Regions from separate parts of the Homo sapiens genome. Here all the other regions are linked to region 3. A link is a contact called in ENCODE Hi-C or POLR2A ChIA-PET data. All regions are on one chromosome and are shown on one strand. Each heading gives the region's core, a stretch centred on a gene start or an enhancer-like site at or near the end of the contact. The rest is flanking DNA. Distances are from core to core; before and after follow the strand shown.

Region 1 (3,204 bases), core at 604-3,103, 390 kb before region 3:
TGCATAGTATGTTACTGTACTGAATACTGTGGGCAATTGTAACATAATGGTAAGTATTTGTGTATCTAAACATAGAAAAGGTGCAGTAAAAATATGGCATAAAAGATTAACAAGTGGTACATAAGACAGCTTCATTATAATCATGCAAGACCACCATCATATTTGTGGTCCACCATAGATTCAAATGTCCTTATGTGTAACCTGACTGTAGATGAATCTGAGTACAGCTTGCAGCACTAGTGTAATCTTGGAAAAATTGTTTAAACACTCTGAACACCAGTTTCCCCATTTGTAAATTGAGGATAACAATAACTACCTATCAAGGTTATCTTAAGGAACAAATGAATCTATATAGGTAGTGCCTGACATAAAGTAGGTACTCAAGAAATATTTTAGAGACTTTACTCTCTGCTGGGGGAAAGGCATAGAATTTTGCAATTAATCAGATTTGGATTTGAATCTGCATTTCGTCACTTAGCCAAGTGACCTTGGGCACATAACTTAAAATCTGCGATCACCAATCCTACATATAAAACACTAGGAATGTATTACGTTAGGTGCTCAGTACATCTTAGTTCTCCTTGGAGATTCTGGTTACAGACACAGTTCCAATTCTTTCTGAATATCAAAGTAATATATAAACAATGTGTTTGCTAGGGAGAGGTGTGTTTGCTAGGGAGGGTCTAACCGAGAGGATGAGGCTCTAATTACAATATTTATAGTACTTGTATTTTGATTGCTTATGCTTACTCACCACATGATGAGTAAATGGGATGGTCTTTCTGAAGGAAAAGCAACTATACAAAGGATTCAAAGAGAAAGCTTTACCATCAGGCTGACACAAAGGCTATTAATAATCCTGTCCTCGAGGTGCCATGTGAAATCTTGATTCCTAAATGAGAAAATAAGTACATGTAGAGCTGAAATAAGTAAAAATCTATTTATGCAAGAGAAAAGTCACCATTAATTTGCTAAAACATTCCAGACATTTGTAACTTTGTGTGTATTTATATTTATATAATTACTTTCTATGCACACCATTTGATAACTGCCTTTCCCCCCACTTCACAATAGTTTATGGACCTTTTTCCATATTTCCACATCATTAAATAGTCCACTCAGCATTATTTTAAATGACTGAAAGGCACTGCATTGTTAGAATGTACCAGGATTTTAAAACAAATCCTTTTTGTTGGACATTTAGGTTCAACAAACTTTGTTTTTAAAAATCAAGAGGTTAATTCTCTGGTTGCCCATCTGATTGATGACTTAGAGGTGCATAGAGTTGAGGTAAACTGAGTGTGCGAATGTGAACTTGCAGGAGTGGGTGAAGACAGAATGCCTATCTCGGCACTGCAGAAAAAAAGTAGGGAAAGTGCAGCATCGTGAGAAATGCATTTCTGCCTTAAGTTTACTGGGAAAAATCAATTTTAGGGCCTAATAGAGCATCACTTATCTATATGTCACTTGGAATCAGTGTGTTTTCACCATCAACTAAGGACTACTATCTTGGACTGTGTCTCAAGAGAAATGGAGTAGAATCTCCAGATAGCCTTTTTCAGCCTTAGCAACAGGAAAGACAGAAATGACTTGGATATGTACAAACCTTCATAGATGATTGTGTGAAACTTGAGCTTTAAGAAAAAAGATGACAATTCTAAATATGCATTTTCTTGTGAAAGTCATAGAGATATTTTGAGGCGATTCATATTTTTAGATATAGTAGTTATTATTCCCTTCACGAAGAGATAAGATAGGCATTTCATTCCTCTCCCCTTTAGATTCATAAAACAAAGGTGTCTTTCATGGAATCAACTACCCAGCTAGGAAAATGTGTCAGGCTTACCAGTCAAGCTCAAAAATATGAAAAAGGTGACGTCTGTTTAGTTTCTCACAATTTTTTCCTTTTCCCCGATCCCAGATCTGTGAGTCACCATTCTGTGTGAAAAATATTTAGAGTGAGAATTATTCCTTGACAAGTTATGTTGTTAGACGAACTTCCCTATCACTCAAAGAAATGACCCTTATCTCTTTCTTTACTTGAAGAATATCTTGCAAAAACATTTAATCTAGTCCAGAATAATTTCAGGGGTTGACAACACTGCTCTCAAGCCATTTTGTAAATACCACTGCCTCATTTTAAAGAAAAGAACTTCTGTTTTCTTTTCTTGGTTAGTGGATTCTGGTAAGTCCCACCAGTTTGGTTCTATAAACAGAGGCCCTGACAATTTTATTAAGAGCACTGGTTTAATATAATGATTCATGAAAAAAGCCTAGATTAGAATATTAAAATATTAAGTAAGTAGATAACATGCAATTCTACCAGGAGGTATAAGGATGGAAATATCACAAATGCATCTCTTGGATCTATTATGAACATTAAAACCATCAGCCTGAGCACTTACTAGATTTTTTAACTGTGGCGTGTAGGTTTTTCAAAAAATATTTTTACATAAATATGCCCTCCTGTGGCCACTCACCTTTCCCCATTCACATCGCCCTTTCCCTTACCTTCCAATAAGCAAATATATCTTAACTAATGTCAGGCCTTAAGAGACATTTGTATTGGCATTCTATTTGACTTTAAGGTAAAACTAGAAATTTTTAGGAGTCACTTGACTGGTGAAATCACTCTCACTCTTTTTTTATGATTTAATGTTTTTATTGTCACTGTTAACTAGCATGAGATGGGGAAATTTTATTATATATGTGATAAAGGATTAATATCCAGAATATATAGGGAATTCTAAAATTCTACAACAATCACAATAAACACCCTGATTCAAAAGTGGCAAAGGACTTGAAAAGACACTTCTCCAAATAAGTTATACAAATGGCCAATAGGCCTGTGAAAAATGTTCAAACTCACTAATCTTTAGGAAAATGCAAATGAAAACTACAATGACATCTCACCTCATATTTAGGATAACTATTGTTAAGTAAAAACAAAAACAAAAAATAACAAGTGTTGGTGAGGATGTGGAGAAACTGAAACCCTTCTGCACTGATGGTGAGAATGTAAAATGGCATGTCCACTATGGAAAACAGTATGGTTGTCCCTCAAAAATTTTAAAGTGGAATTACTATATGATTCATCAATTCTACTTCTAGGTATATACCCCAAATAATTGAAAGCAGAGACTTGAAATATCTTGAAATTCAATTGAAATATCTCAAAATGGAATTGAAAGCAGGATCTTGAAA
Region 2 (3,264 bases), core at 551-3,050, 410 kb before region 3:
GAAAGGAGCATATCTCATGGAGGCAGCATCAGCATTAGAACCAGGTGAAATCTGAGCCCAGACACTCGATCTAGTTAATTTCTCTGAGCCTTCATTTCTTATTTGCAAAATGGGACTAACAATATAATCCATAAAGTTTCTGTGAGAAAATGCAGGGATAATTATAGAAAGCAGGTAGTGCTGTATCTGGTGGATTAAAGGTCTGTTCCCTTCCCTTTCCTATGGAGGAGGCCATGCCACTAGAAAAACACCTTTAGACCCACAAACTTTTGCTTTTAAATAAAATTAGTTTCCTATTTGTGGGTATCATGAAAATTCTTAGATAGACTTCCACAAAATTTGGAAAGTATTGTTTAGGAAGATCTGATTTAGAATTTGGGTTATGTGGCATATGATAAGAATCACTTTAGGAGATCCTGGGAAGCCTCAAAGAAGTAGGCAGTCATCATACAGGAGCTGAAAGTAGGGTTGAACAAGGGGTATGAATAAACGTCATTTAGGAGAGGCCTGTCATATTCAGTAATATGCCCATAGATGGAACAAAATGGAACATTGGTTTCCAATAGGTCCTTAAATTGAAAGCCATAAGGGTAGGTGCTTTGCAAAGCAGGTATGATTTGTATCCAAATTACCTCTCACATGGGCACCTTGTGGATTTCTCTGGACAGAAGTGCAGCAGGAACCTACTTTTTAATGAATAATGGTTATTGAGTCATTCAAACATCCCAGAATAGCCAGTGGGACCTGGCTGTTCTCCCTTCAAGTTCTTCGCCACCTGTAAGTCACAGAGCCACAGCTGTGGTTCTTCTGCAGGGGCCACAGAGCCCTTCCTCTGCACTTGGAAAAAAATGTCATGTGCTGACTCCAAGAGTGAGTCTTCTGGGGGTACAGGAGACACAGAAACAGAAACTTTCCAAGAAAAACACACTGACTAAACCAAATGACAGAGCAGAAAACATTTTCTGATAAGGCAAAGGGTAATAACTTGGTGAGAATTACACAGGTAATTAAATAGTTGTTTCCAAGGGCTAGGAAAAGACAGGCATCGTCTGTGTTGGACAGAAGGGGAGTTTTGGATTTATTAACATGGATATGAGGGTTTAGGGTTATTTGTGTTTGTGGTAAAGAGCTCAGAGAAGAAGTCTTTATTTACTGCCTAAAGATTTAGTAAGTCAATTTGTTCCCTGCCTTCTATCTCATCCACAGACAATATCTTCTTAAATAGGATACTAGATTGCATGCATGATGTTAAACAAACGTGGAGTAGGAAAATCACCTTATTGAAATAGCTCTTGAGGTGTCCTTAACTCACAAGAACATTGGGAAATTTTCAGACTTTCTCACCAACAGAGGACATAAATACCAAAGGCAAGATGTAAAGTTATGCAAACCTCTGTGGCTGGAATAAATATTTTGTACTTATGGAAAGTCCACTAGAAGACCACTTCTGAATTCAGATCTGTATCAATTAATGGAAGAAAAAAATGGGTTGGAGGAGCCAAATGGGGAATGTTACAAGACGTATTAATGTATAATCAAAATTTAGAAATAGAGGTGGTTCTGAATTGGAATTGGCTTTAGATAAAATACAGAACAGGAAAGAATGGGAGTCCTCTGTTCTAGAAGGGTAGGCTGGCTACAATCGGGTGAATAAGACAATTTCATAAGAAAACGTTTTGAAAGAATATGAGAGGAAACTGCAAGAGCAGAAGAAAGTAATAAACTCATTGCACAAGAATTTCAGAAGAACTAGGGTCAAAAATACAGTCACAATCTGGCAGCTTTCAGGAGGAGGTGGGGAGTAGATAAGGACAAAGAGGTGGGAAGGGAGATAGGGCCAAGTCCAAAGTGCCTTTCAGACTCTCCCTGAGTCAGCAAACCTTGCTTCTTTTTACTTTTACTTTTTCTGTGGGCTCTGAATGGTTCTTTTAATCTATATTCAGGCAGAGTAACAGGCGTGATGAATTTATAATGTAAAAGGTACACTTTGGGAGGCTGAGGCGGGAGGATCACGAAGTCAGGAGATCGAGACCATCCTGGCTAACACGGTGAAACCCCGCCTCTACTAAAGATACAAAAAATTAGCCGGGCGTGGTGGCGGGCGCCTGTAGTCCCAGCTACTCGGGAGGCTGAGGCAGGAGAATGGCGTGAACCCGGGAGGCGGAGGTTGCAGTGAGCCGAGATCACGCCACTGCACTCCAGCCTGGGCGACAGAGTGAGACTCCGCTTCAAAAAAAAAAAAAAAAAAAAAAAGCCAGAAACGCTCACTAGGCAAAAAAAAAAACTTCTCTTCGAGCAGCCTGGTAGGGCCTCTAGCTGGAGAATATTCAGTTGTGTTAAGGCATCTTAGTAGAGCACCAGTGGTATCTGGAAGAAGGTGCCCCCAAAAGCCTCTATCCCTCATCAGCAGGTTTACACAATTCATCGAACAGATTTAATAGTTACAGATTACTCTGTTAACTAGATTTTGAGAAAACAGTGCAGAGTGTTGGCAGAGCAAAGAGAGAAAATCAAATTCTGGAGTGTGGAATGTTTACCCAAAAGAAATGGCAGTAGCAGGAACTAGGAGCCTGAAGGGGGTGCCTTTGTGTAAAAATGTTTTTGATTTCTGATGCCTACAGCTGGATTTTTAATGTAGCTCAAGTCCGACAGAATGCAGGTAGGAAAAAGAAAGCAGCAATGAATTGTTTGCCTCTTCTTTAAACTCTGTTTCTGAAAATAAAATTTGTTAGTATTTTAAACTTAAAACCCTTCATGATTATTATATCCTTAGTTCTTATGTGTCACTGATATACTAAAATAGGTTGTGAATATGATAGAAAGTGAGATGAAAGAGAGAGAGTGTGGTAAGGCTGTGGGTCTGTGAAACTCCAAGGCCAGATGCTGCTCACCTTATTATGGAACAGGTATGTTGATTCAAGCACAGGGTCAAAGGAATGGGCCAGGGTGACTCTTTTTGGAATAATAGTGAACATGTGTTACTCACTCATAGACTCAACCTGCTGATTAATATATGTTATCTCTTGAATTTGAGAATGAAGTTGTACAATTCCCATTTATAGTTGTGGAAGCTAAGGCTCAGAGATACACAGTAACTTGCTGTGTAGCCAGTTGTGGCAAAAAAAAAAAAAAAAAAAAAAGAATTTGTATTTATTTCTGTCTGATCCTAAACAGGTGTTTTCCAGGTATGCACCCTTCCTGCTCACATTTTGATTGGTTTTGAATTCTTGTGTATTATTGACTGTCTACTTCACTAACATCAAG
Region 3 (3,421 bases), core at 819-3,318:
CCTACTGGGCTGCATTCCCAGACAGTTAAGGCATTCTTAAGTCACAGGATGAGATAGCAGGTCAGCACAATATACAGGGTATAAAGACCTTGCTGATAAAAACAGGTTGCAGTAAAGAAGCTGGCAAAACCCACCAAAACCAAGAGGGAGAGAGACCTCAAAACCCACCAAAACCAAGAGAGAGGCCTCTGGTTGTCCTCACTGCTACACTCCCACCAGCGCATGACAGTTTACAATGACAGTTTACAAATGCCATGGCAACTTCAGGAAGTTACCCTATGTGGTCTAAAATAGGTTATGGAGAAATACCAATGGTGTATTTACAGAAAACAAAATTTACTTGCATGTCTATGGACAAAGAACTGTTTGTATCACTACTGGTTATCTACATGCCTATATGGCATGAATAATCCACCCCTTGTTTAGCATATCATCAAGAAATAACCATAAAAATGGGCAACCAGCAGCCCTCGAGGCTGCTCTATGGAGTAGCCATTCTTTATTCCTTTACTTTCCTAATAAACTTGCTTTCACTTAACTCTATGGACTCACCCTGAATTCTTTCTTGCACGAGATCCAAGAACCTTCTCTTGGGGTACAGGTCGGGACCCCTTTCCTGTAACACTTAGGGCAGATTCTTAGGCAGCCAATTCTATCTGAAAGGAGAAGAGGAGAATATTTTAATTCTTTTGTTCCCTCAGCATATTACAGCTACAAAAATTAAATAAATCTTCCCAGTGCTAGTATTCGTGATCCATCAGTCCAAAATTCGAGTGTGTTATGCTATTTCCAGTAGTCAAAGATCCCTTCGGTGAAAGGGGAGGAAGAGCAGTTAAAACTCTATTCTGCCACTCTGTATTGCCTTTCATCTTTTATTAAAATGACAGGTTGCTAATTTGTCCTTCCATTAATGAGAATGTTTTTTGTTTGTTTGTTTGTTTTGAGACAGGGTCTCGCTCTGTTGCCCAGGCTGGAGTGCAGTGGTGCGAACTAATGAGGATGTTTTTAACTGATCCCCACTCTTTCATCTCATCTATTTTATGGCTTGAAATGAGTTCAGGTCATTAATTGAGCATTTACTATAGGGTAGGCATTGTTTTATTTGCTGGGAATTCATAGACCTCAAAGAGCTCACAGTTTGAAAGGGTCACTTTCACATAAATGAGTATTTATAATACAATGTAGCCATGCAGCACATAATAAACCTGTACATTTTCAGGACAACTGTTCTGCAGGAGACGTCCAGCCTGTGGCTAGTTAACGCAACTAAAGTTTCAGCAAAGCACTCAAGCGTAAGGTCCTTAAAGTTTTTCTCATTAAGTTTTTGTTTTTTTGTTTTTGTTTTTGAGATGGAGTCTCGCTCTGTCGCCCAGGCTGGAGTGCAGTGGTGCCATCAGGGCTCACTGCAAGCTCCGCCTCCCAGGTTCACGCCATTCTCCTGCCTCAGCCTCCCGAGTAGCTGGGACTACAGGCGCCCGCCACCACGCCCGGCTAATTTTTTTATATTTTTAGTAGAGACGGGGTTTCACCGTGTGTTAGCCAGGAGTCATTAAGTTTTAATAAGTCCAACCATCTCCAGACCAGAACCCCTCTGAATATGAAATAGGAGAAGTGAGATATCTCACACAGTAGCTATCAAGTTACTACTCACAAGCCAGAAAATGTCAGGGCTTACTTTGGCTTTCAAGTTCACAGTTCCATGAAATACAGAGTTAGGAAGGCTATCTTGATGAGCATTCTTCATTGGACCTCTCTGCCTTTGGACTTTTCTCTGCCTTGGACATTCGGGGAGCTGTTCTGCTTGGGGGTGCCTTTGTTAAGTGAAATGGGCAATTCATTTCCCTGACCACCAAGAGACATCCAGAATTTGTCATGTTTTATGAGTAATTTTGAAAGTGCTTACTAGACCTCCCTCCCTTTTCAACTGCTCAGGCTCAGTAAGCTTTTAAACTTTCTATTTCGTTACAGTACAAACAACTCTACAAGCAGGCCTCCTGCTTCTCCCCTCAGGCTATGCAGAATTATTCATACTCAAGGTCTAAAGAGGAACATCAGCACGAAGGAAAAACAGACTAAAGAGTGAAAACAAATTAGCAATCCAAACAGCTCTCTCCCAGCCTGTCACTGGAAGGCCTTTGGTGTCTCATTCCAGAGTCAAGGGGTTTTCTGAGTTGAAGATTAAAGGATACATTTTCAGGGCTCAGAGAACAGACAATCTGTGAAATGCATATTCACCCAAGGCAGCCAGAACAAGGTGCGCATATGAAGAACCGGGATGGGCCTTCACCCCAAACCAGATGAGCCTTGTATGGATAGTCGGTATTTTGCACCCACTGGGCTCGAGTCTTTCATATTTTATTCATGCTTGGGTAAGGAAAAAAAGAAAGAAGAAAGAAAGAAAGAAAGAAAAAGAAAGAAAGAAAGAAAGAAAGAGAAAAAGAAAGAAAGAAAGAAAGAAAGAAAGAAAGAAAGAAAGAAAGAAAGAAAGAAAGAAAGAAAGAAAGAAAGAAAGGCCATTAAGCTCTCTTTGGGAATGTGGGAAATCTTATCTTAGTTATTCTCAACCAGGGTGATTTTGCCCCACAAAGAAACATGTGGCAAGTGTCTGAAGATATTTTTGATGGTCAAAACTGGCACTGGGAGGTGTTGCTGGCATGTAGTGGGTAAATAAGAAGGAGAAGGCTGAGCACCCTGTGAGGCACATGATGACCCCCACAACTAAGATTTATCTGTTCCAAGATGTAGTTAGTGCAAAGGTTGAGAATCTCTGCCTTAAAATGTAAAGCAGTAAAAACAGAACGTTAAGAAAGCTCCTCCCTCTCTCATGTGTATATTTGTGTATGTCTCTGTTTCCATCTCTCTCTCTCACACACACACACACACACAAACACACTGCCGGCTTCATAGGGGTGAAACCTATGCACATGAGCAGGGTCCCATACTCAGAACAGTTCCTGTACTTGATGTAATCCTCTGCTTCACTATCTTGAAATTCTCAATAATTTTGCATGAGAGGCCCCATATTTTCCTTTTGCCCTGGGCCCTGCACATTACGTATCTGGCCCTGCATGCAAATGCCTGTGCAAGAGACACTCAGCATTTCATGCAGTAGAACCATATGTTCTCCACTACCCTCTTTTTTCTCCCCTAACATTCCACTTTATTATAGTAGTGCATGCTTTCATTCTGTTTTTGAAACCTCTCTTTGGGTTATGGCAGAGCCAACGCTGGAAAATAGACGTGTGTCATGGATTCTGAAGCGTCTGCATATTTTCTTCTTGCCCATCAAACTCTCTAGAAAATCCATACAGGGCACCAAGTGGCAGTCAGCAGATCGTGCGACATAAAAATTTTCTCAAAGACGCTGGAAAGAAGCTGCAGAGGCTTTTCTTTCCTGCAAGGGCAGCAGGGCTCTGCTCTG
Region 4 (3,437 bases), core at 227-2,726, 510 kb before region 3:
TACCCAGGTACTGTGGCTCATCTCCCTCCTCACTCAGCTCATATTCCACCCGGAATCCCGACACGGTGTCGGAAGCTGAGACCCAGGAGACCACAAAGCTACTGGCTGTGATTTCGGTCACAGATTCAGAAGTGGCCACAAGAGGAGAAAAGGGAGTCGTCTCTCCTGTCACGGTGTTGCCTAGAGAGTCACAGAAAGGGGAAAGTCAGCCTTCAGTCATCTAGAAAATTTACCGTCCTCGTCGCCAACATCATTTTAAAAAACGTTGGTGCCCCTCCTGGAAGAATATGAATTGAGAAGGAAAGCATTGCCTCAGGAGAGCCTAGCTCTAGGAACCTCGGGGGTAGGAGGCATGAGGGTGGTTGTGTACATACTGGTCACAGGTGTGCTGGTGCTGGTGGTGGTGAAGTCAAAGCGAGTCACTTCTTGGTGGCCGTACTGCTGGATGCTGATGAGCTGGCCCTCGTATACCACACCAGGCTTCAGGCCTTTGATGGTGTAGGAGTTTAAGTGGCCTGGTATGGTAGCTTCCTTCCAACGGCCTACAGAATTTTTCTGAAAATTTAAATTAACACACACACACACACACACACGTGTTTACAAGGATGAACATTTGAAGATGATGTTCAGTAATCTTCAAAGAAAAATGACTTAAGCAGGACTTAGGCAGCTCCATTCTAGAGGAAAATCATGGAAAACTGGATTCCCAATGGTTATATCGTTAGATATAGTTAGATATAATGCTAACTATTGTTAACATCAACAAACTGCTGCAGTTTACTTACTGATACCCATACTCTGTGCTGTTTACCTACATTCTCCCATTTAGTCTCCATATCCTTCTGATGATAAGGCAATGGCATTGTTGCTCCCGTTTTACAGACGGAAAAACAGAGTGATATGTGATATGCCCGGGGTGACATAGTTGCAGACACTGGGCACCTTCACTTTTTTTTTTTTTTTTTGAGACAGAGTTTTGCTCTTGTTGCCCAGGCTAGAGTGCAGTGGCTCAATCTCAGCTCACTGCAAACTCCACCTCCCAGGTTTAAGCGCTTCTCCTGCCTCAGCCTCCCGAGTAGCTGGGATTAGAGGCGTGTGCCACCATGCCTGGCTAATTTTATATTTTTAGTAGAGATGGGGTTTCTCCATGTTGGTCAGGCTGGTCTCGAACTCCCGACCTCAGGTGATCCACCCGCCTCGGACTCCCAAAGTGCTGGGATTACAAGCGTGAGCCACCACGCCCACCCACACCTTCACTTTTACCAAGTTAATTGTGTTATATCAGTAACATAATATGATGAACCTAAGCTTTGCCTCTCTCACTTATTTTTTATTCCTACCACAAACAGATATATTCCTCTCTGAAGTACAGAAATGCCAATGCCATATATTTTATCTTTTAACTCAGTGGGATACAATTCAAGTTTCTTGTCCTGAAAAAACAAAGGCAGAATGTTGCTTTGTGACTCATCATATACCAGGTTCAACGAGTCTGGTTTTGTGACTCATTCTTGGATATGAGCTACCCCATCAGAAGTGGTTACCCAATTTTGGACAAGACTACAGAAAAAATGCAATTTTGGTTTATTTAATCTTTTGCTTCCAGTTTATATTTCACATCCTGTTCAGCTTCATTAATATGCCATGGGTCACAAAACTCAGTGCAATAAAATGTGTATGAAAGAAACACCCTTCAGAAAAGATGAGACTCTTTCAAGTGTAAATACTCTAAACTAATATAAGTCAAAATATATTTTTTGTGCCCAGTGATTTTTAAAAATTACCCAGTCAACCATTTCCTCAATAATTCAAATACTCAAGTGTCCATTTATATTTTTGGAATAAGCGAGAGTGATCGTAGTACTCTTCACAGTGAAATTTTAACTCAAATACACTGTGGAAAATTTTGAAACCAGTCATTGCAATTAGCTCAAATTTAGTAATCATTTTTCAACATGAGCTTGTTTGGTTAGTTATTACAAGAAAATAACAGAAAATAAAGTCTCAGGTGGCATCCATTAGAAAAAACCCTGAATTTTTGTAATTGTTAAAAATCTCAAAAAATTCATCACTGCTGCTTTTTGAAGACTTTCCAATTCAATGTACTTTTTTTTTTTTTTTTTTGAGATGGAGTTTCGCTCTTGTTGCCCAGGCTGGAGTGCAGTGGCGTGATCCTGGCTCACTGCAACCTCCGCCTTCTGGTTTCAAGCGATTCTCCTGCCTCAGCTTCCCGAGTAGCTGGGATTACAGGTATGCGCCACCATGCCCAGCTAATTTTTTTGTATTTTTAATAGAGACGGGGTTTCACCATGTTGGCCAGGATGCTCTCGATCTCTTGACCTCGTGATCCGCCCACCTTGGCCTCCCAAAGTGCTGGGATTACAGGCGTGAGCCACTGCGCCTGGCCCAAAGTACATTTTATACCACTTTTAAGTCTCCCATTGCAATGGTCTCACATAATACTTTGGATATCCTTAATTTTAAAGTAAATAAAATTAATGATGTAATAAGAAGATGAGAGACTAGAAGATATTGGATGCACTGATGCTGTTGATTTCGATCACTGGACATCAAGTTCTGCAAATGGCCAGATTATGGACATAGGGTGAAAGAAGAAAAAGAATGACTTTTCTTTTTTTTTTTTTCATTCACCATTTGTTAAGCAGTGTGCCAGGTGCTGAAGCATTCTAGACTCTACGGAGACTACATTGAGCCAATGAGAAAGACACGATTCCCCTCTTTAAGGGAATCTGTTTCCATTTTCTATTATTCTGGTCTTGCCTCCATGTAGACAACATGCTTACACCTCTATTTGTTTCATTTGTCAACAATAAGTCATATTTACAGAGTCTTTAATATGAGACTTGATGATTTATTTATATATTTATTTATGTTGACACAGGGTCTTTCTCTGTCTCCCAGGCTGGAGTGCAGTAGTGCCATCTTGGCTCACTGCAACTTCCGCCTCTCAAGCTCAAGCGATCCTTCCGCCTCAGCCTCCCAAGTAGCTGGGACTACAGGTGCATGCTACCATGCCCGGCTAATTTTTAGCCACTGTGCCCAGACAAAGTTGAGGATTTAGCTCAATAATACCACCCTTTCCTTCCAGAATCTTGGACATTCCCAGTGTCTGACATTTGTATCATTATATTTGTTCTTCTTGTGTTTATATTTGTAATTTAAAGTATTATATTAAGTATCTTTTTTTTTTTTTTTTTTTTTTACTTCATCAGCTTTTGGTACCATCTCTCAATTCTCTATTTTGAAAGATAAAGCTGTTATCTCCTCTCTTCTCCACCTTCCATATCCACCATTTTTCATGTAAATGTTTACTTTTTATTTTGTCTTGAAGTTGCAACCAAGTTTCCATGACACATCTATAGACCGATCGCATCATGCATTAGAAATACATTCTTTTCAATGAGTCTAACATCATG

The links. Hi-C counts contacts between places; a loop is a spot of excess contacts on that map. ChIA-PET counts read pairs that join two places held with the same protein, here RNA polymerase II (POLR2A). Pooled maps may share reads with other maps.
Region 1: a loop to region 3 is called in a map of PC-3, with 8 times the contacts of the local background. The contact joins two enhancer-like sites. A Hi-C loop is called at or near these places in 5 of 168 maps with a recorded cell type or tissue (A673, IMR-90, PC-3 and 2 more) and 10 of 50 pooled maps. POLR2A ChIA-PET finds 5 or more read pairs at or near these places in 2 of 52 experiments (activated T-cell and naive thymus-derived CD4-positive, alpha-beta T cell).
Region 2: a map of HepG2 shows a loop between it and region 3 (9-fold over the local background). The contact joins two enhancer-like sites. A Hi-C loop is called at or near these places in 2 of 168 maps with a recorded cell type or tissue (Caco-2 and HepG2) and 6 of 50 pooled maps. POLR2A ChIA-PET finds 5 or more read pairs at or near these places in 2 of 52 experiments (A673 and Caco-2).
Region 4: a loop to region 3 is called in a map of PC-3, with 15 times the contacts of the local background. The contact joins two enhancer-like sites. A Hi-C loop is called at or near these places in 4 of 168 maps with a recorded cell type or tissue (Caco-2, HepG2, PC-3 and 1 more) and 3 of 50 pooled maps. POLR2A ChIA-PET finds 5 or more read pairs at or near these places in 2 of 52 experiments (both HepG2).

Annotation. Positions count from the first base shown.
Region 1 is chr2:215,529,643-215,532,846 of GRCh38, forward strand. No RefSeq gene overlaps it. Among named protein-coding and RNA genes, the nearest start is that of FN1, 95 kb to the left of the region's middle. Within about 2 kb of position 1,854, at least 4 of the 41 ENCODE cell types and tissues checked have a DNase peak (open chromatin) inside an H3K27ac peak, as active enhancers do; they include PC-3, where a contact is called at or near this core.
Region 2 is chr2:215,503,896-215,507,159 of GRCh38, forward strand. No RefSeq gene overlaps it. Among named protein-coding and RNA genes, the nearest start is that of FN1, 69 kb to the left of the region's middle. Within about 2 kb of position 1,801, at least 3 of the 41 ENCODE cell types and tissues checked have a DNase peak (open chromatin) inside an H3K27ac peak, as active enhancers do.
Region 3 is chr2:215,916,408-215,919,828 of GRCh38, forward strand. No RefSeq gene overlaps it. Among named protein-coding and RNA genes, the nearest start is that of LINC00607, 75 kb to the left of the region's middle. Within about 2 kb of position 2,069, at least 4 of the 41 ENCODE cell types and tissues checked have a DNase peak (open chromatin) inside an H3K27ac peak, as active enhancers do; they include PC-3, where a contact is called at or near this core.
Region 4 is chr2:215,409,560-215,412,996 of GRCh38, forward strand. It overlaps FN1 (fibronectin 1), which reads right to left. Exons shown (of 46, transcript NM_212482.4): 14 at 375-555; 15 at 4-180. Among named protein-coding and RNA genes, the nearest start is that of FN1-DT, 24 kb to the right of the region's middle. RefSeq lists a silencer at 1,327-1,621. Within about 2 kb of position 1,477, at least 6 of the 41 ENCODE cell types and tissues checked have a DNase peak (open chromatin) inside an H3K27ac peak, as active enhancers do; they include PC-3, where a contact is called at or near this core.